Linked DNA regions of Homo sapiens: regions 1, 2, 4 and 5 are each linked to region 3. The links are chromatin loops, found by intact Hi-C in ENCODE. Cell type or tissue: B cell. All regions are shown on one strand. Links, peaks and the distances in the headings refer to the core of each region. The heading gives the core; the rest is flanking DNA.

What was found. Hi-C counts contacts between places; a loop is a spot of excess contacts. Peaks named below come from ENCODE experiments on the same cell type or tissue, not always from the same donor. Only the 100,000 strongest peaks of a DNase experiment are listed, where the experiment ranks them.
Region 1: a loop joins it to region 3, with 19 times the contacts of the local background. A loop is called at or near these places in 39 of 110 quality-filtered maps.
Region 2: it touches region 3 in a loop (14-fold over the local background); 3 of 110 quality-filtered maps call a loop at or near these places.
Region 4: it touches region 3 in a loop (19-fold over the local background); 42 of 110 quality-filtered maps call a loop at or near these places.
Region 5: a loop joins it to region 3, with 8 times the contacts of the local background. A loop is called at or near these places in 87 of 110 quality-filtered maps.

Annotation. Positions count from the first base shown.
Region 1 is chr11:111,562,096-111,568,152 of GRCh38, reverse strand. No RefSeq gene overlaps it. Among named protein-coding and RNA genes, the nearest start is that of LAYN, 24 kb to the right of the region's middle. RefSeq lists an enhancer at 2,688-3,191 and a silencer at 5,855-6,057. In B cell, for the core only: CTCF peaks have their summits at 2,654 and 2,859 (motif pointing left); a DNase peak (open chromatin) is centred at 2,812.
Region 2 is chr11:111,280,289-111,286,345 of GRCh38, reverse strand. It overlaps POU2AF2 (POU class 2 homeobox associating factor 2), which reads right to left. Exons shown (of 5, transcript NM_198498.3): 3 at 4,906-4,948; 4 at 1,969-2,270; 5 at 1-693. The coding sequence ends at 292. Among named protein-coding and RNA genes, the nearest start is that of POU2AF3, 15 kb to the left of the region's middle. In B cell, for the core only: CTCF peaks have their summits at 2,691 and 2,898 (motif pointing left); DNase peaks (open chromatin) are centred at 2,055 and 2,895.
Region 3 is chr11:111,775,032-111,781,088 of GRCh38, reverse strand. It overlaps a transcript of ALG9 not described here. Among named protein-coding and RNA genes, the nearest start is that of PPP2R1B, 12 kb to the right of the region's middle. RefSeq lists a silencer at 3,544-3,703. In B cell, for the core only: CTCF peaks have their summits at 3,433 and 3,633 (motif pointing right); DNase peaks (open chromatin) are centred at 3,628 and 4,278; H3K4me3 peaks cover 801 bases; H3K27ac peaks cover 1,200 bases.
Region 4 is chr11:111,582,766-111,588,822 of GRCh38, reverse strand. No RefSeq gene overlaps it. Among named protein-coding and RNA genes, the nearest start is that of SIK2, 17 kb to the left of the region's middle. In B cell, for the core only: CTCF peaks have their summits at 2,144 and 2,348 (motif pointing left); a DNase peak (open chromatin) is centred at 2,312.
Region 5 is chr11:111,837,845-111,843,901 of GRCh38, reverse strand. It overlaps ALG9 (ALG9 alpha-1,2-mannosyltransferase), which reads left to right. Exons shown (of 15, transcript NM_024740.2): 10 at 3,093-3,247; 11 at 5,503-5,653. Among named protein-coding and RNA genes, the nearest start is that of ALG9, 31 kb to the left of the region's middle. RefSeq lists an enhancer at 4,399-4,900. In B cell, for the core only: CTCF peaks have their summits at 2,043 and 2,245 (motif pointing right); a DNase peak (open chromatin) is centred at 2,281.

The DNA.
Region 1 (6,057 bases), core at 450-5,449, 210 kb after region 3:
CGGCCTCCCAAAGTGCTAGGATTACAAGCATAAGCCACCACGCCTGGCCAAAATTGGGTCATTTTACTGTCATCTTTAACCGATAAGGCCTTTTATCTTTTATAAAACCACTATGTCATTATCACTCCTAATGAAAACAAAAATAAATCTTTAATTTTCTCTAATACTCAGTTTATGTTCAGATTTTTTCCAATTATCGCAAGATGTCTTTTTCTGATTAGCTTGTTCAAATCGGGATCCAAATAAGACCATCATATCCAAAATTCCTTTTAGTTAAAATTCCAATCCATCCTGAGAGTGGGGGTCTGCCCTAGAGGCAATTTGTGGCATCAACTTGGGTGTGGGACTTTTGGGGCAACCCTGGCAGGCAATACAATTGTCCGTGAGTATCTGCAGGATATTGGTTCCAGGGCCAGTGGATACCAAAATCCACAGATGCTCACGTCCTTGTTATAAAATGGTGTAATATTTGCATACAACCACATCTTGCTGTATATTTTATTTTATTTATTTATTTTTCGAGATAAGGTGTTGCTCTGTCACCCAGTCTGGAGTGCGGTGGTGCAATCGTAGCTCTCTGCAGTCTCGACCTCCCGGGCTCAACTGATCCTCCCACCTCAGCCTCTCTAGTAGCTGGGACCACAGGTGTGCACCACAACTCCTGGCTATTTTTTTTTTTTCTTGTAGAGATGGTGTCTCTCTGTGTTGCCCAGGCTGGTCTGGAACTCCTGGGCCCAAGCAATCCTCCTGCTTTGGCCTCCCAAAGTGCTAGGATTACAGGCTGAGCCACTACATGCAGTATACTTTAAATCGTCTCTAGATTACTTAAAATACCTAATACGATGTAAATGCTGCATAAACAATTGTTATACTGTATTGCTTAGGGAATAATGACAAGAAAAAAAAAGCCTGTACTGTACATATGCTCAGTACAAATGTAACCATCTAGGCCGAACTCCAGTAACAACATAACATTTTCTGGGTTTTTTTTCCAAATATTTCCTCTCTTTTTTAAAAATTTTTTTCTTTTTCTTAGCATTCATTTTGCTTTGTATTTTCTGAATATTTTCCATCCATGGTTGGTTGAATCCTTGGATGCAGAACCTGAGAATGAGAAGGGCAACTGTATTCCCTCCTGTTTTCTCTATCATACGTGCAATAGAACCAGCTCCAAATCCCCCTAACTGTGGACAGCACCCAGCCTACCCAGCAAGGTTGAGTCTCTTTTTGAGCCTGAGGAAGGGAAGATTTGGGATGAATTGTCTGCCAAATGTGGTAACTTTCAGAGCTGCCTATTCCAGCTAATTTATTCGACACTCTTATTCATTGCCTTGGAGGCTGGGGGTGTGGTGATGAAATAGTGAGGAGGTGTGTGGCATGCGGTAGGGGGTTAGGGGCAGTTCCTCAGCCTTAATCCTACCTAGCCAATCTCAGTCTTTAGTAAAACTAGCTGTTAGGGATTCCAGATCCCACCAAAGAAAAAGAAACAAACTACCACCAACCTGCTCTGCCCACTTTCTATTCCAAGCTTCTATACGTTCAAAAGAAAGTGGCTGAAATGTATGCACTGAGATGAGATGAAGGGGTTTTAAAGGTTATGACATCCAACCTGTTTTCCACCAGCAGGTGGAATAAGAGCCCTCTGGCAATAAGAGCCGGCACCTATATCACTTCCGTGTAGCACATTGATCAGCGAAAACTCGCACCTGGGGGCTTGGAATCCTTCCTTCTCCCAAGGGCTCACATGGTCTCTCCGTGAGCCCCTGGAGGGGTGAAGGTCTTACAGTGTTTGTTGTAAGCAGGCATCCTCCTGCGTGTCATGGAAATCCCCCTCCCTGTGACTCTCATGTCTGCCCTGGTTTTGCCCTCTGTCACTCCACAGAATGCCATGATTTTGTGGGGGAGGGCAGGATATATAAACCCATGATAGCTGGAAAGTGAGCTATAATTTACAGTAAAAACAGTATTGTTGTCTCAGTACAATTAGATTAAAAGAGTACAGGACTAATACTAGCTAGTATTTAATGAGGGCTTATCTGTTCTATTAGTTTGCTTGGGCTGCCATAACAAAGTACCACAAACTGGGTGGCTTAAACAACAGAAATGGTTTCTCATCATTCTAGAGGGTACGAGTCCAAGATCAAGATGTCAGCAGGGTTGGTTCCTTCTGAGGACGGTAAGAGAAATCTGTTTCGCACCTCTTGCCTAGTTTCTGGTGGTTTGCCAACAATCTTTGGCATTCTTTGGCTTGTAGAAGCATCACCATGATCTTTGCCTTCGTCTTCACATGGCGCTCTCCCTGTATGCATTTCTGTGTCCAAATTGCCTTTTTTTTTTGAGGACACCAGTCATTGGAACAGGGTTCCATGCTAATGACTTCATCTTAACTAAGTATATCCGAAATGACCCTATTTCCAAAAAAGGTCACATTTTTGAGGGATTTGGGGTTAGGAGTTCAATACTTTTTCTGAGGGGGGTGGTGGTGATGGATGAAATTCAACCCACAAAATGCATCAAGCACCTTATGCATATTTTGTGATTTTTATTATAGCAGCATTTCCAGGTAGGTAATGTTATCTTCATTTTAGAGATGAGGAAACCGAGGTTAAATAATGTAGTTTGTTCAAGATTGCACAGCCAGTAAGTAGCAGTAATAGGACTTAGAAACTCAACAACCTGATTCCAGAACCCAGGATTTTCACCTGCATTGTATTTTCTTATTTCTCCATATATCTTTACCTCCCTTTCTCTTTGCAGTTGCTTGCCAGAAATTGGTCATTATAATTAGGTAAAATTTCTATGCCAGCCTAATACTGCCACCTGGTGGTGAAAACAAAGCAGCCTCGAACTTCCTGGCAAAGTTGCATCAGGCAAAAATGCTGACAGGCCTTTTCCCTAATACACCAATGCTGTCAAGCAATGGTGAATTCTGCTTGATCCTACATATATATATTTTATTTATTTTTTTCAATTTTTTTTTAAGATGGAGTCTCGCTGTGTCCCCCAGGCTGGAGTGTAGTGGCACGATCTTGGCTCACTGCAACCTCCGGCTCCCTGGTTCAAGCAATTCTCCTGCCTCAGCCTCCCAAGTAGCTGAGACTACAGGCATGAGCCACTATGCCCGGCTGATTTTTGTATTTTTGGTAGAGATGGGGTTTCACCATGTTGGACAGGCTGGTCTCGAACTCCTAACCTCAGGTGATCTGCCCACCTTGGAATCCCAAAGTGCTGGAATTACAGGCGTGAGCCAGCAATTCTCATAAGGAGCACACAACCTAGATCCCTCGCATGCGCAGTTCACAATAGGGTTCGCACTCCTATGAGAATCTAATGTTGCCACTGATCTCACAGGAGGCGGAGCTCAGGCAGTATTGCTTGCTCACTGCCTGCTATGCAGCCCGGTTCCTAACAGGCCAGGGATGGGTCCCAGTCATTGGCCTGGTGGCTGGGGACCCTTGTCATACATGGTATTATTTTGTGTGTGTGTGTGTGTGTGTGTGTGTGTGTGTGTGTGTGTGTGTGTGTGTGTGTGTGTTTTGAGACGGAGTCATGCTCTGTCACCAGGCTGGAGTACAGTGGTGTGATCTCGGCTCACTGCAACCTCTGCCTCCCAGGTTCAAGCGATTCTCCTGCCTCAGCCTCCCCAGTAGCTGGGACTACAGGTGCGTGCCACCATGCCCAGCTAATTTTTGTATCTTTAGTAGAGATGGAGTTTCACCACGTTGGCCAGGATGGTCTCGATCTCCTGACCTCGTGATCTGTCTGCCTTGGCCTCCCAAAGTGCTGGGATTACAGCCACTGCCTCCAGCCTATACATGGTATTATTCTGTTTTAAAAACCAGTTTCTCCTGGTGCCCCGGCTCTAAAGACTCATTCTAGTCACTATTTCTTTCTGCTGTTCAAATTCAAGATTCAAGAATAACTTAAGATTCTTTAGCCATTAGTTACCATTTACTGTTCTTTGGAAGAAAGAAGGAAGGGGCTGTACAGAATAATTGGCTTTGTTGCTTCTCCATCTCTGGGCTTGCAGTTTCCTAGACCTTATTTGACACTTCTGTCTTCAGTTTGCTATCCACCATTAGGTGTGTCTTACTACAAGCTCAGAAGTAATGTGGGCATAACATGCTTAACAAATTAGAAAAAGAATCATATTGAATAATTTTAGAACTGGAAGTCACCTTAGATCACACAACCTATTTGCGTTCTCACAGGGGAGGGATGGGAAACTGTGGAGGAAAGGAATCTCCGGATTCACTTCTGTGGGGTGGCTCACATGGCTCCCTGTAGCCTGCAAGGAAATGACAAAGGTGGGGTTTGGGGTCCTGGGCCTGAGCCTGGGGCTTGGGTACTGATTGACAGCTTTACTAATGATTTATTTTTATCTTGGATCAGAGGCTTTTAGATGCTCTCAACTCCAACATCATGGCAAACCCCTGTGTGCTGAGCTTAGATGGAAGGTGTGCTGCAAGTAATATGTTACCAACCATTCCAGTACCTGTGTTTGCAGATGCTGTTCCTTAAAGAATTTCAAACTAAGAAAAGTTGCAAATACAGGAGGTGGAGGCTGCAGTGAGCCAAGATCGCATGACCCTGCACTCCAGCCTAGGGAACAGAGCGAGACTCCGTCTCAAAAAACAAACAAACAAACAAACAAACAGGAATGCTTGTCGAGTAAAGAGACCAAAGTGGTTGTCTGATACATACATTTTATCTGTCATGTGTGTCACAGTGGAAAAAAAGGTTGGGAAATACGGTTTTAAATGGTTGTCTTCGTCCATTTCCTATTGCTTGTAACAGAATACCTAAAACTGGGTAATTTATAAAGAAACAAAATGTATTTCTTATAGTTCTGGAGGCCGAGAAGTCCAAGGTTGAGGGGCTGCATGTGGGAGCGTCTTTTTGCTGGTGGAGACTCTCTATAGAGTCCTGAGGCAGCGCAGGGCGTAACACGGTGAGGGGCCTGAGGGTGCTAGCTCAGGTCTCTGTTCCTCTTCTTATAAAGCCACAAGTCCTACTCCTGTGAAAACCCATTAATCCATGAGGGCAAAGCCCTCATGACCCAATCATCTCTTAAAGACCCCACCTGTCAATACTGCCACATTGGGGAATAAGTTTCTACATGAGGTTTTTTTTGTCTTTTTTTCTTGGTTGGTTTGTTTTTGAAACAGGATGTCACTTGTCACTCCGGCTGGAGTGCAGTGGCATGATCAGAGCTCACTGCAACCTTGACCTCTGGGCTCAAGTAATCCTTTCACCTCAGCTCCTGCATAGCTGGGACTATAGGCATGCACTACCACACCCAGCTAATTTTCTTATTTTTTGTAGAGACGGGGTCTCGTTATGTTGCCCAGCCTGGTCTTGAACTCCCGGGCTCAAGCAATCCTCCTGCCTCAGCCTCCCAAAGTGCTGGGATTACAGGCATGAGCCAACATGCCTGGCCAACCTGAGTTTTGAAGGGGGCAAACATTCAAATCATAGCAATTATGAAACAAACTTACTAAATTTCCATATGATACTAGCTTAATGAATAAGCTCAAGCTCAACGGGAACATAGCAAACCCTTAACATTTAGCAAATATTTGTTACATAAGTGAAGTGCAATTATTAGAGATAGAAATGGAGTTGGGTAAACTCAGGCTAGTAAACCTGAGGAGGAAAAAGAAAGTGAATAATTAAAATGCAGGGTAAGACTGGCTGTGTACAAACACAGAAGAGATCTCTAGGTCCCAGAAGAGACAACACATTAATGAAAAAAGGGAAGGGAAGATGCTGAGGGTCTGTTCTGATTACAACCTTACTCCCTTTATAGATTAACAGTGGGTCCTCAGTTCAAGCATGAGTGACATAAAGTAAGTTGTTAGCACAATTCACCAGCATCTGTTTACTTGTTACTATGCTTCCTTCTTGGGAGGCATTCCAATTACAATGACTCAGTTACCTCCTCCACCTAGGGGGACTGTGAAAAACAAACTTTTAAGCTGAAATATTCAAACTATTTGACATCAGTCTGAAAAGATGCATTGTTCATCCATTCAATAGACATTGATTGCCTACCCT
Region 2 (6,057 bases), core at 382-5,381, 490 kb after region 3:
TTCAAAGATAACAGAAGATTCAGAACGTAATGGGTTACAACAGTTCCAAAAAGACCACATTGTAAGGTTATCTTACTAGAATACGGTCTCTGACACATTTAATTAACATTCTGTTTTATTTCAGTGGGGTTACAGTGGAGAGGATTACAAATAAATGCCCTCGTCCACTAACAAAGAGCAGCATTGAGGCTTATTCTGAAAATCCAGTCCTGAATGGGCTGACACACCTAAAACAATCTTTGGAATACACCTCAAGTTAAAGAAAAACCCAGAAGTCATTTGGCCCTCCCCTCAATAAGCTCTGCGGCATTCATATGACCCCCAGGCAATACTCCCATCTTCTTTCACCCAAGGGGAAGGGTCATGGAGGGAACCGGTGTCTGCTTCCTCATCTGGGGAGAGTGGCCCCACCTTGGGCGGTAGGTCATTTGACACCGTCATGAAAGGGGTGAAGGGGTAAGGAGGCGGGGTAGGGTACCCCGGAGTGTGGTGCAGATCTTCCAGAGCATGCAGCGAGTATGACTGAGCCCCAGCCAGGGATGACCCCCAGCTTGAGCCCCTGTGCTGGGCGATGCTCCCGGACTCAAGCTGGGAGAGGCAACTCGTGCTGGGTGGCAAGGTCAGCAGGGCATCGGCAGACACAGGGTCAGGCTGGCTGAGACCGTCAGGCAACGTCTGCTCCCATGAGTCCCTCTGAGGAGAATGGAAAGGCCACGGAGGTTATTCACTAGGTGACACTCTGATGATACATTGTGTGCTGCCAGACTGTGGCTTCAGGGCAGCCTTCGTCCCCTCTCTCTGCTGCCTGAAGCCTGGCTCTCAGGCTGCTCTTCTCTCCGGCTTTTGACACCAGCAGTGAAAGTTTTCCTCCCTTCCTACTCTAGAATTAGATTTGCTATAGATATTGAGATTCCTTTTCCCAGAAGACAACATTAAATGAGTGAAATGTGAGACTAATAAAATGCACATGTATGCAACATTTTACTGTGTGCAATGCACTCTGTCTTGGATTCTTTTTGAGTCTCCCATTAGTCTGGGTCCTAGAATGCCATTTACACAGTGGGGAAGGTCAGCGCTTGGCCCACTCCTCGGAGTAGGCCTTCAACTCCATGGTGAATTTTTGAGGGGACTGAGAAGCCCACTCTGTCCTCATTAAAGCAGGAGGAAAGAGGTAGGAATCCCGTAAGTTTGGAGCTAGAAAGATTTGGATTCATTCGTGGCTCCTCCTGACTCTGAGCCCGACATTGCTCATCTGTAAAATGGGACTTTCATAAATATATCCTGAGTTGTTGCAAGTATTGAATGAACACATCACATTTCCTGGCATAGAGTATACTTAATAATGTGAATTCTCATCCTCTCCCTTTTGTCTAAACTCCTGTCTTTAGAGCTTCATTACTTTGTGGTAGAAACCTTTACTATTCTCTATGAGCATTAGCAATCTTCAGATCTTTATGAACTCACCTGTTTGGAAGGATTGAGAGAGAACAAGGATTTTTAGGCTAAAAATGTGGGGAAGGGGAGGCAGGGGACTTGGAAAGAAAGAGGAGCCCTATGTACCCTCCTTGGGAGATTATGATCCATCTCATTACTGCCTAGCATGTCTGAGATGCAGCTTCAGTGTTCCTTCCTTAGGGGCTGCAGGAATGATGACGACTGGCACTAACAGGGTGGGGGAACATCAGGCAATATCAGTAGAGCATTAACAAAATGGATATAAATCCTGCTGCACATTCCTCCCGGTTCCAAGCCCTGCGTAGACGCTCCTGGCTGTCATGGCTAACAGGGATCCTTGAACAAGGCTCCCTCGGAGGGTGTCCTGGCATCTCTAGGCAGCTGCAAAGCAGCCTCTGGAGTCTACAGGGTGAGCCAGACCTGGCTTCAACCCGGATGCCAAGCACAGCGGCTGGCCAGAGGGCGAGCCTCGCCCCTCTTTTACTCCCTCACACGAGGTCTCTGCATACTCACAAATAGGAAGTGAGCTGGGTCTCCGGGGAAGGGCGGTGGCAGGAGCGGCGGTAGGGGCGAGGCGCTGAACAGAGAGCCCGCGTTGGGCGTCAGCGCCGGAGGCCGGTAGTCTCCGTAGGGCTCCTGGGGGAAGTAGGGCTCCAGGAGAGCCGCATGGCTCTGCCCTGCGGAGGACTCACAGGGAAACGGCTTCCCCACGCTGGAGGTGTAGACGTCATTTGAAAACTGTTTACTGTTGTGGAAGTCTGAGTCAGATAAGAAAGATCTTCTGACACCGTAGTAACCTGACGTGACCGGCGAACCTGTTGCCAAATGAAAAACACATGGGCAGAAAATTCCTCCCAGGGCGGTCAAGGCCTCGGTTGCAGCTGAGTCTCTGCCTGGGAAACGATGTTACTAACGCGTGCCTGACTCCAACGCTAACATGGAAATAGAGAAATGTCTTGAAAAGCGTGAAATATTCCTGCATTAGCCCAAATAACTAACGTTTGAAAACATTGTCGCCTTTAGGGGTGAGTTCATTTTAGACAGTACCGTGTCTGTTCATTCATTCACATTTACTGAGTACCTTCCCGGTGACCGGCGCTGTGCTAGGAAGACATAAATGAAATAATCTCTTGGCATTCATATTTTAACCAAGGAAGCATCTTTTTCACAACATCGGAGCTACCTCTCCATATACATAGAACTGTTAACAAGAGGTGCTCCTGGCCTGTTATCTGAGATCGCTATGTCTGGATAAGGTAACACATATAACCCCACCTCAAAGAGGCAGGCTGTACTCTGCCTTCTAATTCTTCACACATTGACCTTACACTGGGTCGCACGCCTGGCAGACATCAATAAATGACTTTCTTTAGGATTAGATGGCCACACAGAAGCCAATTTTAGAGGCCTGTAGTTTTAGGGTTTTGATGAGTTTTATGTTATTTGCTGCCCTCTTGTGGCCTCATGGACTCCTTCACTCAACTCACCAGGGCCCAGCACGTTTAGGAAGACAGTGCCGGCTACATAAAGTTTCCCTTGGTGGTGCAGGCTCGGTGGCTCACACCTGTAATCCCAGCACTTTGGGAGGCCCAGGCTGGCGGATCACGAGGTCAAGAGATTGAGACCATCCTGGCCAACATGGTGAAAACCCATCTCTACTAAAAACAATACAAAAATCAGCTGGGCCACCATGCCTGTAATCACAGCTGCTGTAGTCCCAGTTACTCAGGAGGCTGAGGCAGGAGAATTACTTGAACCCGGGAGGTGGAGGTTGCAGTGAGCTGAGATCTCGCCCAGAGCAAGAGTCCGTCTCAAAAAAAAAAAAAAAAAAAGTAAAAAGTTTTCCTTGGTGGAGAGAGGGAGGGACAGAAACTGATAAGAGCTTCATTTAAGGTAAGCCCAGCAGTGAAATGGTTTCCAAGGAAAAAGGTGTGTTTGCTCAACACTTTCTGACCCCGTAGCTCAGTTGTAGCAGAAAACACTGATCATTCAGAACATGTTTGAGGGCATAGACTTGAGGTCTATAAAACTGATGGTTTAATTGTTCCAGCTGGCCTTGGGTGTGATCTAATGCTAACACCAACACCCTTAGGTCATAGGTCACAAAAAGGCTGAACTGGGGAGAAGATATAAGTGCCTGTCTTCCTTACCTTACCCCAACCACAGCAGCAGACCACTTCTGAGCTTCTGATTCTATAGACACAGAATTCCAGCCCGTTCCACAGGATGTGGCACTTTATATTATGCTCATTCCTCTTTCACCTGAGTCACAATGATCTTTCCAGTCAACCTGCGAGCCCAAGGGGGCAGATCTCATGCCTTATACATTTTCTTTAAACCTAGTAGTATAACATTGTGTTCAAGAATGGCATGTGAATTTATTCATCCAGAAGAAGAAATCAAAATTCCCCATCAAAACCTGTGGCACGACTCCACTCACTTCACTTTCATCTTACATTCTATAACTTCTAACCTGCTCATGCATTTGAAAGCTGAAGTTAGGGTTTTCATTATAAGCATACTTCCTTGGGAAAAAATCTGTGCAGCTGAACCTTAATATAAATAAATAAGGTTCTGTTTCATACAATGAAATTATATTTATGAGAGCGGTTAAGGTTGAGAATATGAAAACAAGGTTTCCAGGCTCTCATCTATACTCCCAATTTCCAAATCAAAACAACCACGAAGAAAAAAGCCTCTGCTCTCTTAGCATGGATTTTCTCTGTACAAAGAGAAAGGATAATTTCTAGATAAAGAGAAGCTATGGAAATTTTTCTTTTTTTTTTCTGTAGAAGGCAGGAGATGCCACCAAATTTCAATGGCACTATATATGATTGGGAAACAACATACAGACATTTAAATATTCGGGATCCTCGATTGCTCTTATTCCTTTCCCTTATCCAGCTCTGAAGGTGATAAAACTATTAGGGAATGTGCCGCGTCTGAGTTGAACTAAATGAGATTGTCTTTGCCTGTGTGGTGTGTGTTTATACAAGAATGTCCAACAGTATTATTAGGAATTCCCCTTTTACATCCCCACAGGAGTATTTAATGAGACATAGGCATTGAAATGAATTCAAAATACTGAACCAAATGCCTGACTCCCTCTGCTCGCAGACGGCTTTCCCCTTTCTGTTTGAAAGCAGATGCCTCATCTATCAGATCATGGTGTCAGAACTTTAGACAATTTAAAACTGTATCAAGGGCATAATTTATATTGCCTTTGCCCCAAAAGCTTGGGATAAAAGGGCTGCTTTCAAGACAAAATGAATTTTAAATTCAGAAATTACTGCATGAGTTCTGTCCTTCGCTGATTTTGTATTTTAGACAAAACTATTTTAAAGGAGCAGAGTTTTGGAAGTGTTGTAAGGTCGTTATGAAAGAATGGAAGCCCAGATGCTTGATTTAAATTCAAAAGGGAATAATTGCTTATTGAATTAAAGTACTCACCTGGCATCTGCACAAATGGAGACTGAGAGGAACTGACGCTGCCCTGGAAGGTAAACAGAATTCAAGTGTTTTCTTTAGTTGTAAGTTTGAATTTAATAAAAATTAGGAATACACCTTATAAGCTTGGTTTTATGATATTCAGAAGTATTATCTGGGGAGTTGGGTTGACCCTCAGGTCAACTGAGAATAAGAATTCAAGTACCATAGAACAAAGTTTTACAAGGGACAAAGAGCAACCACACTTTTACATTTTGATAAACATGCCAGAAAGCACTGGCTGGATGAAATGTAGTAATTTATCCTTCATCTTCTACTGTTCCAGTTAACATTCCCTCATCCAATATATATTAAGTGACTATATATACGCATATCCAGTAGCCTCCCCTTACCCACGAGGGATATGTTCCAAGACTCCCCAGTGGGTTCCTAAAACTGAGGATAGCACCACACCTGATTGCCATCATGTCCTCCACCCACAAACTCAATGCCTTTTCCATCTTAGCTAAGAATTTATCATGCATTGTGGCCACAGTTTTGCAGTTCGAGGTGCAACAGCAAAACTCGCATGAATTTCTTTCGCCTTCTTCACAATTTCACAGACAAAAGATTTGTTCTTACCATACCAATGTCTGACCTCAGCATACATTTTTTTTCTTTCCTTATTAAGTTGAGAACGTTTACTTTTTCATTTAAAGGAAGCACATTCCGGCTTCTCTTTGGCATATCTAAATTGCCAGTGTCACTACTCTTGTGCTTTCGGGCCATTGTGAAATACAATAAGGGTGACTTGAACACAAGCACTGCCATACAGAGACAGGTGATCCAATCACTGAGTCGGCTACTGAGACACTAACGGGCAGGTGGTGTAGACAGTGTGGATTGGCTGGACAAAGGTAAGATTCAAGTCCTGGGCAGCACAGAGTGGGACTGAATGAAATTTCATCACACCACTGAGAAAGGCATGCCATTTAAGATCTAGAAATTGTTTATTTCTGGAATTTCGCATTTAGTATGTTCAGACTGCAGTTAACCATGAGTAGCTGAAACCTCAGAAAGGGAAACCATGGCTAAGGGGCGCCTACTGTATGTGTGTATGTGCATACATGCACTTAGTGTTTGGCTTCAGCACTGAAGGGCCACTTCAATGTTTAC
Region 3 (6,057 bases), core at 646-5,645:
TCCCTTGTCTAGAATGTCATCTTTCTCCCTATTTGTTACTGTTACTTTTAGGGCTGAGTCTCCTTTTTCTAAGAAGGCTTTCTAGACTTCAGACTCTTTGATTACATTCTTTTCTGAGCCTTCTTGATTACCCAGTGTCCTTAATAATGGCATAGAACCGTAACATATAAACCATGCGACCCTGTCTCGCAAGGCCATTGTTGGCATATGAGGGGCAAAGACCACATCACACTGCTATGTATTCCCGGTGCTCAGCGTGGTTCCCTGAACATTTTGGTACTGTATATTTTTATTGACAATGAAGAAAGAAAAGCAAAAAGAGACCTGGGACTAATGTACAAACTGTTGCTCTCAACTTGGCATGGATTAGACCATAGAAAATATGGCAAGTTGGCCGGACATGGTGGCTCATGCTTGTAATTCCAACACTTTGGGAGGCTGAGGCGGGCAGATCACTTGAGGTCAAGAGTTCGAGACCAGCCTGGCCTACACGGTGAAACCCCCATCTCTACAAAAATACAAAAATTAGCTGGGCATGATGGTGGGTGCCTGTAATCCCAGCTACTTGGGAGGCTGAGACATGAGAATCGCTTGAACCCAGGAGGTGGAGGTTGCAGTGAGCCAAGATCACGCCACTGCACTCTAACCTGGGTGACGGAGCAAGACTCTGTCTCAAAAAAAACAAAAAACAAAACAAAAAAAAAAACGGCAAATTATAAATCCTGCCTGTAGTACTCAAAAAGGGCAATTTGGAAGATATGAATGTTTATATTTCGCCAATTCTCCTGAAATACAAGTGCTTCTTTACAAAAGCATTTTAGAAGGGTAGCTTCTAAAAAGAGAGAAAGGGTACCTTTATTGAATATTCCTATTGTGACTTGCTTTTAGAGGGTCGGACCTAGCCCAGGAGGCCTTCTGAACAAGTTTGGGTCAGAAAGCCTCTCCTCCAGGTGTGAGGAGGTGATCGGGCCCTACCAGCTACATGTCCTGCTAGGAAAAGGAAGTCTGGCTGCAAGATGACCGTAGCCATACATCAGATTGAATAATATTAAGTAGCAAGGGATATTTTAAAACTGAAAGCTGTTTTGGCTCTCTTCAGCTGTGGATTCAGCATAGACCTGACATTTAAACAAATGATAACCAACACGTGAGAAATATAATGTAGGAAATTTAGATTAGGGATGTGAGATTATGGAATTGTAGTGACAAGGAAAGACTGGGAATTTCCAGTTGTAGGTTGGTAGAATAAATAGTCTGTTAAAATTAACAATTGGGTTTAAATAACATTTTACCTGAGTATGAGCTTTTTTTTCCCTTTTTTTCAGTGAATTCTCATAAAATACTTTAGGTGGTAGGGCTTTTTGTTTGTTTTTGGTTTTGCCTCTGGTTTCTGGGCTTGTTCTGTCATTACATGCCTAGAGATGAAAGTATGTAAGTTGGCTGGATGAGGGGGCTCACACCTGTAATCCCAACACTTTGGGAGGCTGAGGTGGGAGGATCGTTTGAGTCCAGGAGTTTGAAATCAGCCTGGGCAATAAAGCTTGACCCCACCCCGCCTCTATATGTAAAAATATACATATATAATTAAAAGAAAGAAAAGTATATAAATGAGGCAACTTCTTGGTGGTCCCAACAGCCAAAAGATTGGGTGATTTGTGACAAACTTCCTCTGACAAGGGTTTTTTGCAGACCTTCAGCCATGGATTTCAGGCATACTCGCCTTACAAGAGCTCTCTTGACCTTCACTCTCGCACAAACTGTATTTGACAAGTGGTGCCCTTGGCCTTTGACTGATCATCTTAACTCGGGAATTGCAAGTTGCCAAATGAGAAGGGCGTGCGTTTTTGGTTGATTGGTTAGCTGCTTCAACAGCCTGGTACCCACTGCTGAAGAAGCTGTGACCTGTAAAGCAGCAGTTCTCCAATGGAGCTACACGAGACAGAATCTGGGGATCATTAAAAAATTTGCCACTATTGGCCGGCCGCGGTGGCTCACACCTGTAATCCCAACACTTTGGGAGGCTGTGGTGGGCGGATCACCTGAGGTCGGGAGTTCGAGACCAGCCTGACCAACATGGAGAAACCCTGTCTCTACTAAAAATACAAAATTAGTCGGGCGTGGTGGCGCATGCCTGTAATCCCAGCTACTCAGTAGGCTGAGGCAGGAGAATCGCTTGAATCTGGGAGGCGGAGGTTGCGGCGAACCAAGGTAGCATCCTTGCACTCCAGCCTGGGCAACAAGAGCGAAACTCTGTCTCAAAAAAAAAAAAAAAGAAAAGAAAAGAAAATTGCCACTATCTGGTTGACCACCCAGGAATTCTGAGTTTGTGGTCGAGGGTGGGCCCAGGCATCCATTATGTTTTTTTTTAAACTCTCCAGGTGATCTAGCTAACAGGTAGCTAGAGTTGAACACCACTGCTCTGGATAAAGACTGAGAGACTAACAATCACACCAAAAAATCAAAGGTAATTAAACAGGCAACATATTTGGTGTCCTTTTCTAATTGTGACTCCTGGTTACCCAGGCCTTCATCTAGGCCTCTTCCCCACCACAGACCTATTTCTCTGTCTACTCCAGCCCATCAAACCTTACCTGCCCTCTCTCCCATTCCCTCTGGGCCCTGCTTTCTGGGAAACAATTAACTAATATGATACTGAAGTACGCTAATGGATGTTAATAATTAACTGTAGTTCTCTTCCCATTGATCCTCTCATCTCAGTACACTGAATGACAACTCATCTGGAAAAAAAGAATGAATGACTATAATTTTGGCAATTGCAGACCTATTCAGTGTCATTTGATTGAATGATTGATCAGGTGGTAGAAGAGGCTTGAGCAGGCCGACTTGCCCTTCAGGAATACTGCCTGGCCTTCAGATTCAACCTTATTGCTTGACACTACTTGGCCTGCTCAGGTAAGGACCTATGGCTGCCTTGAGTAGAACAATGGGTGTAAAAAAAAAAGAAGGTGTGAATATTAAGCCCTTCTACTCAACGCACTGGGGAAGCCTGCTTTGTTTGGCTTTAAAATATAAGTAGCTCTGTTTATTTGACAGAAGCACAGTAAAGACCCTATTTTACCTTTGTTAGTCTGCTTCTGGTCTTTGCAGAGAGAGCTTCTCTTGAGCTGCTGCCACTGCCCTCAGACACGAGAGCAAAGGTTAATCTCATTTGGGGAGAAATGACGTGAAATGTGTTCACTCAACCAACAACAAGATACCATGTACCATTCAGGAGTTGGTCTCACCTCTTTCTTGTCTCCCTGTTACTGTGTCTCTAAGCCTCCCTGGTATTTCCTATAATGTGCTCCCATTTTTTCCTTGCCAGTGAAATATTTGTGGAGGTATGTAGAAAAGAAGGCTGTTTTTTCAGTGCTACATGTATGAAAGAATGTTATGGATTCTTTAAAACTCACCCCTTTCCTTGCATTTTTTTTTTATATTTGTGTTCTCATAGTCTGTGATTACTGGGAATATTCTAGAAAACAGCACCAAAGTGTAAATTTATTGCCAAAGTTTTCTTGTTTTGTTTTTGTTTTACTCCCAAGTATCACTGTCTCTGACAGCTTAAGGCAACCTTGTCTGCCATGCTGTCATAAGTCTTCCCTAATGTCCAGCAGAGGGCATCCTATTCTCACTAAAATCTCAGCCCTCCTTTCCCTCCAGCAATTTAGTTCATGTCAGTTTTTGATGTAATTCCAGTGTAAGTTGAAATATCTTCATTGCATTTCTTTAGAATCTGTATTTCTGCATTGCACTCTTGTATTGCTATAATTGCAAAAATTTCCTGGAGAAAATTATGTCCGTAACTAACCAAGGGGTGAATTGTCCATCACAGCAGTGACTCCCTACTGGTCGAGGATTCTTAAGTCAATTCTCAGCTAATTTCAGTTCTGTTTGGCATGACTATGATGGTGTTCATAGGTAACATAAAATGTGTTTAGTTGGGAGGAGGAAGCAGCTACTCTTAGTGGCAATTACCAGCCATCTGCCCATTTTCAGGGTTCCAAATATGAGCAAACCACATCACATACAAAGTCCTAACTTTACCTCTGGTAATTTATTGATAGTGCCAAAAGCAACTCAAAAGATTTTTCAAAGTCCAAGGTTCTGTCCTTCAGATGCTAATTCATTATCCATGGCACAGTAACTCAAGGGAAAGTAGAAGCATTTAGCAGGGCCTGAGCCCAGTAAAGTGAAAGGCCTTAGAATACCTTTACTCCCCATGCCTAGGCCATGGGTTGAAAAGCACACATTTACAGAAGGAAGTAGAATTTGCATTTTGAAAGTGTAGGGTAACCACCTAGACCAGATTTGGGCCTTGAGGAACGAACAAGGTCAGCTCTGCCAGATATAGAAGGGGATTCTATTCTTCATGATTGTTAACTCCTGATACCCTCCTTTGAGCTCAATCTTAGAAATATGTGGGACTGTACTGGTTTTAGGTTTAGGAGGGTATTTTGTTTGTTGGTTTGGTTTTTGTTTTGTTTTGTTTTTGTTTTTTGAGATAGAGTCTCGCTCTGTTGCCCAGGTTGGAGTGCGGTAGCATGATCTGGTCTCACTGCAAGCTCCACCTCCTGGGTTCAAGCGATTCTCCTGCCTCAGCCTCCTGAGTAGCTGGGATTACAGGTACGCCACCACGCCTGGCTAACTTTTGTATTTTTAGTGGAGATGGTGTTTCACCATGTTGGCCAGGCTGGTCTCAAACTCCTGACCTCTGGTGATCTGCCCGCCTCAGCCTCCCAAAGTGCTGGGATTATAGGCGTGAACCACTATGTCCAGCCTTGGTTTTTGTTTTTTTAATACACCCTCTAGATTGTCAGATTTGCTCTGTGGAGGAATCATGAATAATAGCTAACATATTAAACTTTACTATATGTCAAGATTTTTATTTTTATTTATTTTTTGTTATTTATTTATTTATTTTGCAGTGAGCCTCAAACTTCTGGGCCAAGTGATCCTCCCACCTAGGCTCCTGGATGGCTGGGAAATGCAGGTGTCTGCACCACGCCCCACTTACGTCAGGAATGCTTTAAGTTGCTTTTTTCTCACATAGTCGTCACAACAACCTTATGAAGTCAATAACTATTATTAACCTCCTTTTATAGATGGGGAAACTGATGCTTGGAGATATTATTAAGTGTCTTGCCCAAGATCACCTAGGTAGAAAATGGTAGACCTGCAATTCAAACCCAAGCAGTCTGACGCCTGAGCCGCTCTTTTAACCGTGACTTATAGTCCCTATTTCATAACCTCTTTGAAGTCTACAGTCTTTTTTGGATGATATGTTGGGGGAACCTAGACGGAGTCAGTAGGCAGAGATGAGAACAGGATGTAGTCAAAGTTGTTTCACTTTATGAAAAATAAGTTATTTATTTATTTAGAGATGGGGTCTCACTATGTTGCCCAGGCTGGCCTCAAACTCCCGGGCTTAAGTGATCCTCCCGCCTCAGCCTCCTGAGTAGCTGGGACTACAGGCACTTGTTTCAGTTTTTTATCACCTTCTTAGTCCACTTCCAGTAACCACAGCCTGGAGAGTGTCCTAGTAGAACAGTATGCAGCTGGTACATGAAGTGTTTGTAGGGGCTTTTCTAGAACACTGGGGGCCTCCAGCTAATTTTAACCACATAGCTAAATCAGAGAGGGAGTTGATTTCCTGAAATCCTAGAAGTTAGTGGAAATTCCAGTTTCTGATTACAGTCCCAGCTGGATTTCTGCCGAAATGTGACTTTCGTGTCCAGGGGATCTTGGCACTGGTCCCTTCTTACTCCTGTGACTTTTCTCCTACCAGTTCTGCTGAGTAGATCAGAAAAGGAAGTGGGGAAGAATACCATCTTCAGGGGAGACCAAGGGCAAAAGCTTTCAGGGGAACAGGAATATTTTAAGTTGGCCCTGCTGTTGCTAAATCAAACCTCTGTCTAGTTGGATCCTGGGGGCAGTGTGCCTAGCTGCTGAAATCTACTATTTATGTTGGCCAGGTCTAGTACAAGACATGATGATAAGTGGCCGGGCGTGGTGGCTCATGCCTGTAATCCCAGCACTTTGAGAGGCTGAGTGGAG
Region 4 (6,057 bases), core at 341-5,340, 190 kb after region 3:
TTTTTTTTTACTAATAACAGGATTTACTTTGAAAATCATATTTGGAAATAGTGCTATAGGATATAAAAATAGTGTGGGATTTGTTCAGAAATAAATATATGAAACTTTAAATTCAGAAACCAGACCCATGTATATATGTTTTTTTTTCTTTTTCTTTTTTTTTTTTTTTTTTTTTTGAGATGGAGTCTCACTCTATTACCCAGGCTGGAGTGCTGCTGCACAATCTCGGCTTACTGCAACCTCCGCCTCCCAGGTTCAAGTGATTCTTCTGCCTCAGCTTCCTGAGTAGCTAGGACTACAGGTGTGTGCCACCATGCCCAGCTAATTTTTGTATTTTTAGTAGAGATGGAGTTTTGCCATGTTGGCCAGGCTGGTCTCAAACTCCTGAGCTCAGGTGATCTACCAGCCTTGGCCTCCCAAAGTGCTGGGATTATAGACATGAGCCACTGCGCCTGACCATATATGGAATTTTGATATATGATAGAAGTGGTATGGCAGATCAATGGGGAAAGGAGGGACTATTCAATAAATGGACTTGTAAAAAATGGTTATCTAGGCCAGGTGCAGTGCCTCACACCTGCAATCCCAGCCCTTTGGGAGGATGAGATGGGTGGATCACTTGAGCCCAGGAATTCCAGACTAGCCTGGGCAACATAGTGAAACCCCATCTCTACAAAAAAATTAGCTGGGGATGGTGGCATGTGCCTGTGGTCCCAGCTACTTGGAAGGCTAAGGTGGGAGGATTGCTTGAGCCTGGGAGGTCAAGGCTGCAGTGAGCTGCGATTGCACCACTGCTCTCCAGCCTGAGCAACAAAGCAAGATCCAGTCTCAAAAAAAAAATCTATATGGAAAAAATGACATTGATCCCTACCTCATACCATATATAAAAATAAACACATAAATTAAATACTTAAATGTTAAAAGTAAAATTTTATAAATTTTATTAGCAAATATATGTCTTTCTGACTTTGAGCTAGGGAAGTATTAAGGACACAAAAAAGCCTCCAACCATAAAAGAAAATATTAATGAATCTGATTATATTAAAATTAATAACTTCTGAAAATCAAATATGAGATCCATAAATGTGAGATTCAAGGAAGGGAAGGTGGAGAAATGAATTGAGGGGAAGCTCATAGGTGGTTGTATGATTGTTAATATTCTAATTCTTATATTGGGTGGTTGGCTTACAAGTATTCATATTTTTATTCATAATAAGCAAATATATAAATAAGTACATAAGTATATATAAATAAAAACAAAAGAGTGGCCAGGCACGGTGGCTCATGCCTGTAATCCCAGCACTTTGGGAGGCCGAGGCGGGTGGATCACGAGGTCAGGAGATCGAGACCATCCTGGCTAACATGGTGAAACCCCGTCTCTACTAAAAATACAAAAAAATTAGCCGGGCATGCTTATAAGCTTATAATGCTTATAAGCTAACAACAATTATAAGTTGGAGGCGGAGCTTGCAGTGAGCCAAGATTGCGCCACTGCACTCCAGCCTGGGCGACAGAGTGAGACTACATCTCAAAACAAACAAACAAACAAACAAAAAGGGTGCTAAGCTTGTACCAGTGAAAAACAGTGTTTCATGAATCAAAGATAATCTGTGCACTTGAGCAGAAAAACATCAACTATCCCAACCATATTTTGTTTTTACTATTAGTTATCATTAATCTACACAACAATCCTATTTTTGATTACTACTATAATCCCCTTTTTACAGATGGATCAAAGCTTAGTGAGTTAATGTAACTTGCTCAAGTCCATGAAGCTAGTATATGACAGAATCAAGAATTTGAAGTCTCATCTGTTTGACTCTAGGTCCTGGGTCTCAACAATTAGGTTTAGGCCCCCAGGCACTTAAGACCATTTTACTCACAAAGGTACCCACTAAGAGCAATTATTGCTGAGGATAACAATCTCTAGATATGTGAAGGTAAAAGTTGACCTAACATTTGAATGTTTTGCCACACAAAGTGTGCCTTAGCAACTTGAGGAATTTACATGTGTGTCATAATGGAAAAAACTGTGTTAAAATGAAGTCACACATATACCATTGAGTAATAAGAATCTGAATGCAAGAGAGCTCAAGTAAGAAATGTCATGCACTGTTGGATCAAGAGTGATTCACTCCTGGAGTCTGCACAATGTTCCTCTTCCATATGCCCACACAGGAATGTAAAGATATAAAGAGAACGTTCACAAACTTTTCTAGCAGTTGTAAATTTGCTACACACCTAATGAATTCTGCTTTGTGACCTCACTAAAGCACCTTTGTTTCTTAGTTCTTTAAAGAACATCAAATGTAAGTCCCATGCCCCCTCTACTGGTCAGCCTCATTTTGTCATAAATGTTTTTCTAAATAGGCATCCATCCATCCATCCATCCCTGTGAACAAAGATACTTATTTCTAGTGTCCTGAGTCTTTCTGGAGAGGAGAGTTGGCAGTGGGAAAGAGAGAGGAGTATATATATATTTTTTTTGTGTGAAGAAGATAAAATGTCACCAAAAATCTGGCTTGTGGGCAGGTGCCATATAACTGAACTTATACCATAACTTTGGAGGAATAAGATTGGAGGTGTGGAGATCAGTTTTAGAGGCAGCATCTGTAGCCTTTGCTTTATACCCAAAAGTAAAAATTAAAAATAATCTGTTAATTTTCTTCAATTCATCATCCAATTAAACTTATTAGGTACTCTCACAGAGGTCTGTCTTATTGTGTATCTCTCTATCCACTTCCCCTAAAAGTAGTGCTCTCCTCTCCTTCCTGTGTTTACATGTCAGATCTATTCATCAGAGTAAAATGAGGACTTTTGAGGGCAGAAATCACATTTAATTTTCTGTCAGGTTCAGCCCCCAACTCCCAAATAGTGCATACCACATGGTAAATAACAATTATGCTACTTAGCTACCCCTCTCAAATTGCCACGTAAGAACAGAAAACATCCCCATTCAGTAGCCCAAGGAAATCCAAATCAAAAGGATAAAAGAAGATGCTGACCATGCACCAGAAGACTAAATACAGTAATTTTATTGTTGTGCCCATAATCACTATTTGACCAGAAACATTTCAGGATATGTTGATTCTCAGATGTTGGAGTTCAATGATCAGGTTCAGAAAACATCTATTAAAATGACTTCCCTTTTCCTCCACCTCTGAACCTCCAGATCCCTAAACACTGAAGAGGGCTAAACAATATGGTTCTTTTATTCTTTTCAACTCACATACTACTTGACCACAAAATCCTTATAGTAATATAGTAGCAACTTTGAGCATCAGGAAGTGAGACACGAGGCAGCCAGCTTCTATGGGCAAGGAGCCAGGAGCCCTGAGTTCTGCTCTTGGATCCACCATGTTGTAGCTAGCTAACCAGCGGAGAGTCACTTCATTTTAGTTTGTGTCTCAGTTTCTGATATGGTCATGCTTTGTGTTCCCCCCCAAATCTTATCTTTGGAAATTATAATCTCCATCATCCCCATGTGTCAAGGGAGAGACCAAGTGGAGATAATTGGATGATGGGGGCGGTATCCCCCATGCTGTTCTTGTGATAGTGAGTGAGTTCTCAGGAGATCTGATGGGTTTTTTGTTGTTGTTGTTGTTGTTGTTGTTTTGTTTTGTTTTGTTTTATGAGATAGAGTCTCGCTCTGTCACCCTGGGCTGAAGCACAGTGGTGCAATCTCAGCTCACTGCAACCTCCACCTCCCAGGTTCAAGTGATTCTCCTGCCTCAGCCTCCCGAGTAGCTGGGACTACATTTCACCATGTTGGCCATGCTGGTCTCGAACTCCTGACCTCAGGTGATCTGCCCACCTCAGCCTCCCAAAGTGCAGGGATTAGAGGTGTGAGCCACCGCACCTGACTGAGATCTGATGGTTTTATAAAGGGCACTTCCCCCTTCGCTTGCTGTAAATTAGTCTCGGGCAGTTCTAATAGCAGTATGAAATGGACTAATACAGTTTCCTTATTTGTAAAGTAGTAATAATCATATCTGCTTTATATACTAACTTCACTGGGTAGGCAGGTAATATCTTGTAAACTCTGTATGCTCTCTGGAGCGGTAAGGGGTGGGGCTGGGGTGTCAAACCACTTTCCCTTTTCCATGATGCATTCATATTCTGAAGACTTCAGACTGTCCTCAGACTGGGACAAGTGAAAACTGCCCGGGTTTAGAAGGCCCTGCATATCACAAACCACCCACAACACCCCCACCCACACACACATTATTAAAGAGCACATGACCCCTCTCTCAGTTTGGCATTCAGCACTGACACAGCATGGCCATAAGCCTAAATGTCCACTCTTACCACTAACACTGGTTAGGCCCCAGGAAACCATTCTCCATATCTCTTGCCTTATGTCCTCAAAACAGCAGGTGGCTGCATCTGAATGCCATAAAGACTTGCATGTTGGGCCTGGTGCGGTGGCTCATGCCTGCAATCCCAGCACTTTGGGAGGCTGAGGCAGTCAGATCACCTGAGGTCAGGAGTTCAAGACGAGCCTGGCCAACATGGTGAAACCCTGTCTCTACTAAAAATGGAAAAATTAGCTGGGCATGGCAGCATGTGCCTGTAATCCTAGCCACTCGGGAGGCTGAGGCAGGAGAATTGCTTGAACCCAGGAGGCGGAGGCTGCAGTGAGCCGAGATTGTGCCACTGCACTCCAGCCTTTTAAATAAATAAATATTAATAAACATTTATTATTAATAAATAATAATAAATAAATAAAAATAAAAGCTTGCAGTCTGTGGTATCCCCATTTTAAAATTACAAATTTTAATGTATATTTTGCCTTTTAATTTTAATAGATGGTTTTGAATATTTTAGAAAAGATAACTTTTTAACAATATATGAAAAACAATTTCATATTAAAATTTTTTGTATTTATATTATACTTTTGATAAAAATATAAAAATTTATACAGCTTGAATAGATGTATATTTTAATTTTAATCTTTTTTATCACTACTGTTGATAAAACACAAATTATTTGAAAATCTTGATTATTACAACTTAACTGGGCCAGGCATGGTGGCTCACATCTGTAATCCCAGCACTTTGGGAGGCTGAGTTGGGAGGATTGCTTGAGGCCAGGAATTCAAGACCAGCCTGGGTAACATAGCAAGACCCGATTTCTACAAAAAAATTTAAAAATAGCTGGGTGTAGTGGCACAAACCTGTGGTCCTAGCTACTCAGGAGGCTGAGGTGAGAGGATTGCTCGAGCCCAGGAGTTCAAGGCTACAGTGAGCTGTGATTGCACCACTGCACTCCAGCATGGGTGACAAAGTAAGACACTATCTCTTAAAAAAAAAAACCGAAACAACTAGTGATTTTGCTAAAATGAGAACAAAAAAAAAAATAGATGCTTCATAAGTAGATAGAATGCAGATTTCTTTTAAAAAGGCAAACTACTTTTAAGAGTATGAATTCTACCTCAGAGCAATAGAAATCTATTATATAAGTGATTTCTCAATCTGGGTTTCTTAAATGGGGTTATAAGAGGTATATCATGATTTGGGAGGGGAAGGGATTTCTCAAAGCCCTTGTTAAACATACTGCATGTTCTGGAATATCAATTGCCCTTTTAAACTTCTGTTTCTTTAAGAAAAACAGAGTAGGTTGTGGGACTTGAACGAATATTTAAGATAAACACAGGACTTTGGAAAAATTTTGCATTTCCCAATAATTTTGCTTTGGGTCACTTTCCCAGGGCTTTGAGTACACACCGGGGTGTGTGTGTGTGTGTGTGTGCGTGTGTGTGTGCATGTGTGTGTGTGTGTGTGTGTGTTGTGTAGCTTTCATTCTTCTCTGTCAGTACTTCAGTGGAAAAGTTTAGGAAGCACTGGAAGAAATAATAAACAACTTACTAGGACAAGAGTTCAGATTAGTATGCCTAGGAAAGAATTGAAAGAAGACAGTTCCTAATGGCCAGGCGCAGTGGCTCATACCTATTTGTAATCCCAGCACTTTGGGAGGTTGAGGTGGGCTTGATCCCAAGAGTTTGAAACCAGCCTGTGCAACATGGCAAAACCCCATCTCTACAAAAAAATGCATAAA
Region 5 (6,057 bases), core at 365-5,364, 63 kb before region 3:
AATCTGAACCATACAGGGATTTCCCCAAATTTGATAGTGAAGTAAGGGAAGCTTTGGACTTCCTCAGAAGCATGATGCTTTTCTTTGTTCCTTTTTGTTTCTGTGTCTGCCTTATTGGAGAAAGTTTGGTTTGTCGTTTGCTTTGCTTGCTCTGATTCTGTAGTGCACAGCTGGTGTTTTCTCAAGTTGTCGTGGCTCTGGATATCTAGTGCCTCTCATTTCTTTTATGGAAGACAGATTTGAACAGAAATTCATATGAGGTTTGGAAAAAGATTTAATTTCAGACTTTGCAGTCTGATTTGGATGCCATATGATCAGTTCCCCCATCCCACCTCCATTCTGCTTTTCTACTATTAATGGTTTATAATGAGTTCGTTGTATTATAAGAATATTAGAGCAGCCTTCAGAGTCACTTTTCTTTGGTGTTAGGACTTTTGTTTCAACGTAGCCATAATGCCATTATCCTAATAAAATTATCAGTAATTTCTTAATATCATCTAATACCCATTGATTTCCTAGATTGTCTGAAAAATAGCCTTTTATAGTTAGTTTAAAGCAGAATCTCAACAAGGGTCACGTACTGAATTTAGTGTTATATTTCTTAAGCTTTTTAAGAAGACCCCCATCTTACTTTTTTTCTTTCGAAGATTTCTTTAAAGAAACCAGGCCATCATCTTGCATAATGTCCCACATTTTAGACTCAGCTGTTTGCTCCCTTGAGGTGTTAACTTATTCCTCTATCCCTTCTATTTCTTAAGGATCACTTTTTCTTTTTTTGAAAATAGCTATTTTTCTGACTATAAAAATAATTTATGATAGCTGGGAGCAGTGGCACGTGCATATAGTTCCAGCTGCCCGGGAGGCTACGGTGGGAGGATTGCTTGAGCCCAGGAGTTCGAGACCACTCTGGGCAACATAGTGAGACCTGTGTCTCTGTTTTTAAAAACAACAATAATAATTATTTATGCTTGTGGAAAATTTGGAAATGCTTGTAACGTCAGTAAAAAAACAGGATATTAAGCTGTTCTCTACAGTATGATAAAATTTTAAGTATAAAATATTGGTTTAAAATGCATAATGTATGCACATATCTACCTAGTAAGAAAACATTTTCTGTTTTTTTCTTTATATTTTTATGTGATTTTAGAATAGAACCAATACTTTTTTAAGAGAAAAAAGACCAGGCACAGTGGCTCATGCCTATAATCCCAGTATTTTGGGAGCACGAGGTGGGAGGATTGCTTGAACCCAGGAGTTCAAGACCAGCCTGGGTGAGATAGCAAGACCCTGTCACTACGAAAAAAATTAAAAAATTAACCGGGCATGGCGATGCACACCTGTAGTCCCAGCTACTTGGGAGGCTGAGGTGGGAGGATTGCTTAAGCCTAGGAGGTCAAGGCTACAGTGAGCCATGGTTGTGCCACTATGCTCCAGCCTGGGTGACAGAGCGAGACCCTGTCTCAAGAGAAAAAAAAAGTCCCCCAAACCATAGAAAATTATTAAGAAGCAGGAAAGAAATTACTCTTGATTTCATCATATCTAGCTGTGGTTGTGATTTTGTATATTTTATGGAGGACATTTCAAAATTTTTTGCCTTATTAAAAAAAGATTACTCGTTAGCCTTTAAGGTACAGAAGAGAAAAGGACTGTTTACTTGTGGACAATAAGTGGATTTATTTTCTTCTAATTAAAAAACCCCACCTTAGGCCAGGCACAGTGGCTCACGCCTGTAATCCCAGCACTTTGAGAGGCCGAGGCGGGTGGATCACCTGAGGTCAGAAGTTCAAGACCAGCATGACCAACACTGTGAAACCCCATCTCCACTAAAAATACAACAGTTAGCCTGGTGTGTTGATGCATGCCTGTAATCCCAGCTACTAAGGAGGCTGAGGCAGGAGAATCATTCGAACCTGGGAGGTAGAGGTTGCAGTGAGCCGAGATTGTGCCACTGCACTTCAGCTTGGGTGACAGAGAGAGACTCCGTCTCAGAAAACAAAAAACAAAAAACCTCCCCCTTAAAATATACTACCTAGAAAGGTATATATTCTAAATTATTATCTAAAATCCCATAATGTCTTAGAGCAAAAGTTGAAACAAAATCTTGTTATTGTAGTTCAAGAATTTTTATCCTTAAAGAATTTCTACAGTGAAAGTGATAGCCTAGGAATGCTAAATTAGGCATAGCTAAAGTGGATCTTGACGATAATCCTGATCTTGTAAACTGGCTTACTGTTAACATGGTGGACACCAGGGGGCGCTGTCTATCTACCATTTGCCCGCATTTGCGTTGCTCATTATCACTCCTGTAAACGCAGTAGGAGATGCCTTCACTGTGGGTTGCAGGCTTATCTCTCATTTCTCATGTACCTAACCACGGGAACTTTCCAGCAGGTTCTTGGGTTTTAGTGTTCATTACATTCCTTTAATTCTTTCACATGCTTTAAGTACATTTTTGTTCCAATTTGGGGATCCGGAGTGGATGAGTATTGCAAAATGGAGAGAAAACAATCACTGAACTTCCTTTAAGAGCATTTTTATGTTTGCCTTGAAACAAACTCCGTCATTTGTGGCTTGATGAAAACCAGTAATGAATTTGAGAATCCAACAATTTTGTTTTCCTTTGATCCATGGCTATTTGAACAGACTGATTGGTGTATAGATAAGAGACACCAATTAAACAGAACATTGGAATTAAAACCCCAGAAATGAATTTATGTTATGCTTTTGGTTAAACTCAGGAACTTTTCGTCTTAGTGGCAGGACTCATTAAAGGAGACGGCTTATTTTTCCTTCATCTAACGTAGAATTTATTAAGTTCTATTAGCCATTAACTTGACATTTATATGTGTCCTAACCAAATCTAGTATTGTGCTTGTTGTTAGAGTTTAGATCTCTTGGGAGAGCTAAGGAGTATATTCTTCTCTCCTTTTGATGCCTTTATGGCATTGGAGAAAGTGTGAATACAAGAGTAGAAACATTCTATGGAGTGTCCTAGGGCATACTCCTAAATTTGAGATCAAGATAACACTAAAACTAAATATGTTGTTTTGTTCTAATATAATGAAAGATGGGTATTTTTCTGTGTCTTGCAGTTCAGAATTTAGGCCACCCGTATTGGCTTACCTTGGCTCCAATGTATATTTGGTTTATAATTTTCTTCATCCAGCCTCACAAAGAGGAGAGATTTCTTTTCCCTGTGTATCCACTTATATGTCTCTGTGGCGCTGTGGCTCTCTCTGCACTTCAGGTGAGTTTCAGGGAGAAGTGTATCTGCCTCATTCTTTTTTACTTATTAAATAATTGCTCACAAACTTAAGTGCAAATTACAGAATGCTTCCACCTAAGATATTTTATCCATAACATTAAACCTGATATAGATCATATTATTAAACCTTCTTATATTGATTGCTTAGCTGTTTACCATACTTGTATTTGCTGATTACATGTTTGCAGTGTTAATTTGTGTGTTACTTTGCCTCTGTTACCAACAGGAATCCAATTGCAGAATTCCATTCTGTGGCAGAAGTAATGGAATGTCTGCTCTTTGAACTGCTAGATCATAACAAAACTTGCTCAAGAGTTTGGGATCACAGCAGGCAGTTCACAGTATGGGGCACTTTGTAATCCTGGTTGAAAACCTGCCCAGGTCAATTCTCTGGCAGAGCTCATCTTAACTCTGTTTGAATATCTCTGTACTTACGGCTTCAGTAGCCTCAGAACCCTGTATTGCCCTCTGCTACCATTTGCAGTTGGCAGAAAAAAAATAATTAGGATGATAGGTTTTTTTCTTAACAGGTTTTTTGAGATATAATTCACAAACCATACAGTTTACCTATTTAAAGGGTATGATTCAGTGGTTTTTAGTCTATTCACAGATGTGTGCAGTTGTCACCACAGTCAGTTTTAGATCAAAAACCCTGTACCCTTTAGCTATTGTTCCCCCATTCCCTTTCTCATCTCTCACCAGCCCTAAGTAACCATTAATCTACTTTCTGTTCTTATAGATTTGCCTATTCTGAACATTTCCTATACATGGAAACATATGATATGTGGTCTTTTGTGACTGGCTTTTCTTAACATAATGTTTTCAAGGTTCATCAATATTAGGTGATAGTTTTAAAAAATAATTTTAATTATAAAAGTAATTGAACTTTATTGCAGATAATTTAGGAAGTAGTAAAAGAAAAATTAGTCACATTAACCTAACAAAAACTCCTCCCAGCATTTTTGTATATCATATACCAAGGTTTGTTATAGTTGTAATAATAAGTATACATGTAACTTTATATCCCCCCCCCCCTTTTTTTTTTTTTGAGACGGAATCTTGCTCTGTCGCCCAGGCTGGATGGAGTGCAGTGGCGCAATCTCGGCTCACTGCAAGCTCTGCCTCTCGGGTTCACACCATTCTCCTGCCTCAGTCCCCCGGGTAGCTGGGACTACAGGCGCCCGCCACCACGCCCGGCTAATTTTTGTATTTTTAGTAGAGACGGGGTTTTCACTGTGTTAGCCAGGATGGTCTCGATCTCATGACCTTGTGATCCTCCCGTCTCGGCCTCCCAAAGTGCTGGGATTACAGGCGTGAGCCACCGCACCCAGCCACTTTATATCCCTTTTAATTTAATATTGTAACATTCTCTGTGCTTATCATTTTAGTAGCTGTAGAATGTTCTGAGTTGGATATAATATATAGCATTATTATGTAATATGTAATATATTGACTTGACTTTATATAATGTAATTATTGGATATAATTCATGGTAGAATTTAGGTTGCTCATTTATTCAGTATTATGCTAGGATAAATATCTTCATTTAGATATTTAGATTGATTCCTCAGGATAGATTCCAAAAAATATGAAAAAGGTTCAAACAGATTTATGCCATTTGTTATATATTGGAAAATTGCTTTCTGTAAGTAGTTTCTGTCTAGAAGGGAAGGAAGGAAGGGAAGAAGTCTGAGTAGAAGGTACTCAAAGACAGCAGAATTCATGCATGTGTGTTTATATTATATTCATCTAGTTTGTAAAGTCATTCAGCATATAATTAAGAGCATGTTCCTAGTGTTCTATAAGGGGAATTCTTTTTTCTTATTTGGTCATGAGACCTTTTTTTGATACTAATAGCTTTGATAAAAACTTTGATAGTAAAGATTAGTACTCATTATATCAAAAACAAATTGGAATACTTTATATATCAAAACTACCAAAAAAGCATTGCTTAAATATTTAAAAAAAATAACTTATTAGGACTATAAATGCTAGCAAAATATTCAAATAATTTTCCTATGAAGCTAGTGAGATTTTATTGTTGGCAAGCCCTCTGCCTGGCCAAGACTACAGGTAGTCTTAGAGGAGTTGGCTTTTATCTTAGAGTTTGGAGTAGGTACCTCACTGTTGGCAAATGCTCAGATCCCTAATAGAACCTCTTTTTTGGCTTCGCTCTTGATGTTACTGTGATGTCTTGTAATTATGTATATTCTACAAATTATATTTTCTTTTATCAGCACAGTTTTCTGTACTTCCAGAAATGTTACCACTTTGTGTTTCAACGATATCGCCTGGAGCACTATACTGTGACATCGAATTGGCTGGCATTAGGAACTGTCTTCCTGTTTGGGCTCTTGTCATTTTCTCGCTCTGTGGCACTGTTCAGAGGTAGATCTTCTAAGAATATCTTAACCTACACTGACGAGTCACTTGCTCTTAGGTTTTACTTGATTCATGATTATATAATACATATTTGGCTTATACTAAGAAGCCATTTCTAAAAAGAGAACCTGTAGACTTAATATTAATGAGTGGCATATGACTTCTGTATCTTAGGATTGAAGAGAAGATTGAGAATTCCTTTTAGTGTGATTAACTGTACATTTTTTGTCTATTTTTGTTGTTTTTTTCTTTTAATGGATGCTGATAAATTAAGGAAGCCTTAAACTTAAAATGCAAATTTGGGCTAACATTTCATGATTATATTCTTTCTTATAATCATTGTTTGGATCCATAATATTAAAAATATGCTCAAGGAAAATGAAGGTAAAAAGAAGAAGGAGCATAGAGAG